Linked DNA regions of Mus musculus: region 2 is linked to region 1. The links are chromatin contacts, found by Hi-C or POLR2A ChIA-PET in ENCODE. All regions are on one chromosome and are shown on one strand. The core of a region is the stretch at or near the end of the contact, and the rest is flanking DNA. Distances in the headings are between cores, read along the strand shown.

Region 1 (2,513 bases), core at 10-2,509:
AGTCAGGAGAAAGATACGTGTAGGCTAGCCACTCCAGAGCCGTACAGCTGCCTGACCACACAGGGAAAACAGACCACAAGCCCCTTAGCCGGGGGACTTCTGGCTGTCAGCCCGGGTGTGGCCTGCCGCCCGCCCCACTGCCTAGCTGAGCTCAGCGTGACTCAGCAGAACTGGCCTTGCTACCCCTTCCACTAAGGGCCTCAGCAGCACATTCTTCCTGCTCCGCGTGGCTCCCTTGACCCATCTTACTGTTTCTTCCTTTAGCCCCTTTTCATGATTGGGCTCGTTTCCCTTTGCTCTCTTCCCAGGCTTCTGAGATTAGACCCTGGTATGAGCCCGTCCTGTCCTCAAAAGTCCAGTTGGGCCTTGCATGCCCCAACTGTTCTGCGTAAGACTGACTGTCTGTTTCTGGGTCCTGAGTTCTTGCTCTCCCTAACTCTCGGGCCTTTTGATTCCAAAAGAGCAACCTGCAAGGAGGCTTCTGGACCAAACTCCAGGAAGGAGCCCAGCAATTCTCCAAGCGCCATCATGCGTGTCTGTTTCTAGAAAGACAGGTTCACTGACACAGACCCAGACAGACAGGCTGACCAGAACTCCAAAGTCCTGTCTGGGCCTCCACATGTCACCTTCCAGAGCACCCGAGGGAGGTGCACACACGGTAACCCAAGGCTCTCTGCCCACTCCAAGCCCTCAAAGGGCTTCACGACCTCCTGGGTTACAGAAAACAGAAAAACAAGCAAACAATCTTAGTTCCTATGGTGAACCTAAAACCCTATACTTCTGGGCATCCCTTCCATTCCCTCAAGGAGATCTCTAGAATCTTTGGAATACCAGACTTCCTCATGACGTGACATATCCCTTCATTGTGTGCAATTGGACATATGGAGGTTCCCTTTGCATTTACAGACATTACCCCACACTCAGCCCATCCCCAGATCCATGTTCTCAGGCCCCAAAATTCTCTTTTGTGAGACACCCAGAAAAGGACCTCGAAGTCATCCCCTCCCCAGGGTCTCAGTGACCCGGAGCCCAGAACCCTGCGACCCCTCCAGGTTGCGCCTCCGGATCCGGACCACCGCCCCTCCCCCAAGCCTCCATTTCACAAGGCCTCGCGCTCCAGTCCCGTGACTTCATCTCATGGGACTGGGTGGGTGGGGAGCGAGGTTCCCCTCAGCTCCGGATTGGTCAAGTATACTTTTCCGTCTCCGCCTCACGCCACCGCCGATTGGTTAGTCTCGGGCCTGGGGCACCCCTCCCTCCGGAGGGTCAACATGCTATAAAAGGAGCGCTCCTTGCCCGGGACTTAGAGCAGCGCCTTGGAGGTCCCGTGGATCTGTGTCTTGCTTCAACAGTGTTTGAACGGAACAGACCCGGGGATTCCCACTGTACTCGCTTCCAGCCGCCTTTACAAGTCTCTCCAGTCGCAGCCTCCGGGACCATCTCCTCGCTGCCTTCAGCTCCTAGGACCAGTCTGCACCGTCTCTTCGCGGTTAGCTCCTACTCCGGATCAGCCATGACCTCTCAGATTCGTCAGAATTATTCCACCGAGGTGGAAGCTGCCGTGAACCGCCTGGTCAACTTGCACCTGCGGGCCTCCTACACCTACCTCTCTCTGGTGAGCAGCTCGGGGTTGCCTTCTGAACGGGGGGGGGGGGGGGGGGTCCATCACACCCACCCTCCTGCGCATGCGCGGGCCTTCTTTGTTCCATGCAGGGCAGAGACTGTGCTCCGACCTCTCCCTCTCCCTGCGCGCTGTGTACATAGTAGTTTTGTCTGACTGGAACTCGCTGGGCAGACCGGGCTGCCCTCGAAATCTCACACGTACTGCCTCTACCTCTTGAGTGTTGCGATTGAAGTTTACAGTGTGAGCCGAGCCACCGCGTTCCGTTAACTCGTATTTGTAACCTCCCGCAGGGCTTCTTTTTTGATCGGGATGACGTGGCTCTGGAGGGCGTAGGCCACTTCTTCCGCGAATTGGCCGAGGAGAAGCGCGAGGGCGCGGAGCGTCTCCTCGAGTTTCAGAACGATCGCGGGGGCCGTGCACTCTTCCAGGATGTGCAGGTAAGAAGCGGGGGTATTGGGCACTACCGAGCATGTGCGTTTACTTGCCATCCCCATAGTTTGGGCATCCGGATAGACGTCTTGGAAGGGAGTGGTGGCAGGACTAGTGTAGACAATAGGAGTATGTAGAGCAACTAAACCCACCAGGATGTCAGAAACTGGAAAATGGGGGTAATTACAGAATACAGATGAGGACTGCTGGGCTGGGGAGAGGCGGTGTCTCTCTAGCTAGCATGGAAATCACAATGTAGACCAGGTTGCCTCCTATCAAGAGATCCTCCTGTCTTCTCGCCCAGTCTCTCAGTGGTGGGATTAAAGACAGTATCCCATTATTTTTCCCCACTGTGCCCACTTTTCCTGTGCAGTCAGTTTTATATTGGCTGGGTGAAGGATGTAATCTAGGCTTGATATTCTTGTGTGCAGAAGCCATCTCAAGATGAATGGGGTAAAAC
Region 2 (2,513 bases), core at 6-2,505, 78 kb before region 1:
CACACACATCCTCAACTACACTGGCTACATACACACAGGGTGCTAATAAATGGACTAGCATGGCAAAACCACTAGGGGTTGCTGGAAATTAGCTTCCGATATTCTGGGCTATAAACCCGTGATTCTTAGAGGGATTGTCAGGAGGCTGGCTATGTTGAAACAATAACTGGAATCCAAACTATGCTTTGGCCTCTCAGTTTCAAAGAGAGTGTTCTGGACTACAATACCCACAATACATAGAAGCAAAGGTACGCGAGCACGCGCTACCCCCCCCCCCCCAAAACTCCTCCACACACATCCTGAGACCTGATGGGACGTGGAATCACTATAGGAGCAATGGTACACCCACCCACCCACCCACAGCACCACCATATGGGGGGGGGGGGAGGCGGAGATGACCAGTTGCATTGTGAACTATAATCCCCATAATTCCTGGGAAGCATGACTCAATCACTGGCCTAGAAAGCGAGCCTGGAAGCCTAGTGGGAAATGTAGTCTGCTCCTTTCGAGCACCTGCGTTCTCTGCTCTGGTGTCCGGGGCTGGGGACTCCTGGGTGGCCGTTCTCCGCCAGCTTCAGAGGAAGGTCCTCGGCGTGGAATGGGAGGTCGGGAGAGGGTCTGTCTTTGGGGTCCCCAATCCAGAGGAGGTCGGACATCGATGCGACTCAAAGGAGTATGCGGTCGGGCAGGAAATGAGATGTCTCCTGCTGAGAGAGGGGGTCGCCGGGCCGGGGCAGAGCGAGGACGGGGAAGGCTCAGAGGGGAGGGAGGCCGGGAAAGGGGTGAGAACAACCTGTGGAAAGGAGATAATCGGGAAACTGTGTTAGCCTGAGTTCCTGCTCCCAGTCCATCTCTCTACCCAACAAGAGTATCTGGCTTCCCTGAGTCGCACTGCCCCTCTGCTAGGCAGAGTGGGTGTGTTCCCTTTGGGAATATATGCATCCATTTACCTGCAAAAGACCAAGCCTTGACCCAGGCCTCTGGGGTCCCATCCTTCCCTTAAGCCACGCTTCCAGCTAGCTCCCTCTTTCCTTAGACCTCCAAAGAAGCCTCACTGGGCCAACCAGTCCTTCCCTTGCCCTACCATTAGACAAAGCACCCAAAGGGTTCCTTCTTACTCTGGGCTCCGGGTTCTACGACTCCAGGTGTCAGTCTGCAGATCCACTGTAGAGTTGGGAGTGTGCGTTTCATGTCTGCCAAGACCTCTGGAGAGCCGAGCTACCTCTGGTGATTCTGAGATGCGCCCCTCTTCCCTTCTGTTCACCTCTGGGGGTCCTCCGGGTCCCCCAGGACCTTCCCCAGGCCTGGGACGTGCAGGTGACCTCGGGAGTCCGCTAGCAAGTGAAGAAGAAGAGGGATCTGTTCCTTATTCTTTTTTCTTTTTTTAAGATTTGTTTATTTATTTATTTATTATGTGTACACTGTAGCTGTCTTCAGATACTCCAGAAGAGGGCATCAGATTTCATTACTGGTGGTTGTGAGCCACCATGTGGTTGCTGGGATTTGAACTCAGGACCTTTGGAAGAGCAGTTGGTGCTCTTAACCACTGAGCCATCTCACCAGCCCCTGTTCCTCATTCTTGCTCCTAACAGGACACTGGGTCTACTGGCACAGGACCCAGTGCCCTGATATCTAGGAACTGGGACAGGATGGGAAAGTGCCCAAGACAGTCTGACATTTGGGGGGGAAGTTGAGGGGTGATGGTGATGTTGGGTTTTGTTTGTTTGATTGGTTTTTGTTTTGTTTTTGTTTGTTTGCTTGCTTTTTGAGACAGCACTTCTGTAGCCCAGGCTGTCTCTGTAGCCCAGGCTGTCCTTGAGTTCTTGGTTGAGTTCTTGGTCTTGAGTTACCCAGCATTAGTCTCCCCAGATCGGGAGTGAACCCACTTTTTAAAAAAAAATTTGCTCACAGGGACTGGAGAAATGGCTCAGAGGTTAAGAGCACTGGCTGCTCTTCCAGAGGTCCTGAGTTCAATTCCCAGCAATCACATGGGATCTGATGCCCTCTTCTGGCATGCCGGTGTATATGAAGATAGAGCACTCATATACATTAAATAAATACATAAATCTTAAAAAAAAATTGGCCCACAACAGGAAGGGTCTAAACTCAAGGCCATCTCGGATGAGGACAAATGGAACCCTTGTCCCACAAAACAGCAATCAATCAGGGCAAAGGTGGCACACACTTTAAATCTCAGCCCTGGGGAGGCAAAGACAGGTGGATCTGAGTGCCAAGCCAATCTGGTTATATAGTGAAAACCTGTCTCAAAAAAACCGAAACCAACCAACCAACCATCTAGGCACAGTTCTGTGTCCCTATACTCTAGGAAACTGGGGATCCGAGACAGATGCTGCTGAGAGCTTGTAGGCTGGTCAGCTTGACTAATCCAGCAAGCTTCCAGCCTAATGAGAGACCCTGTCTCATGGTAATAAGGTGGAGAGCAGCAAAGAAGCTCACCTGATGCCCAGCTCTGGCCGCCTCGTGCACTGACCCAGGCATATGAACTTGTACAC

Evidence for each region. Hi-C counts contacts between places; a loop is a spot of excess contacts on that map. ChIA-PET counts read pairs that join two places held with the same protein, here RNA polymerase II (POLR2A).
Region 2: POLR2A ChIA-PET joins it to region 1 with 11 read pairs in Patski. The contact joins the enhancer-like site here to the promoter of Ftl1 in region 1. A Hi-C loop is called at or near these places in 1 of 37 maps with a recorded cell type or tissue (heart). POLR2A ChIA-PET finds 5 or more read pairs at or near these places in 5 of 5 experiments (Patski and embryonic stem cell).

What each region holds. Positions count from the first base shown.
Region 1 is chr7:45,458,632-45,461,144 of GRCm38, reverse strand. Ftl1 (ferritin light polypeptide 1) reads left to right here and starts at 1,259. Exons shown (of 4, transcript NM_010240.2): 1 at 1,259-1,615; 2 at 1,915-2,061; 3 at 2,485-2,513. The coding sequence starts at 1,514.
Region 2 is chr7:45,536,478-45,538,990 of GRCm38, reverse strand. Plekha4 (pleckstrin homology domain containing, family A (phosphoinositide binding specific) member 4) reads right to left here. Exons shown (of 20, transcript NM_001381849.1): 7 at 1,119-1,334; 8 at 514-793. Among named protein-coding and RNA genes, the nearest start is that of Plekha4, 8.1 kb to the right of the region's middle. Within about 2 kb of position 1,255, at least 1 of the 3 ENCODE cell types and tissues checked has a DNase peak (open chromatin) inside an H3K27ac peak, as active enhancers do; it is heart, where a contact is called at or near this core.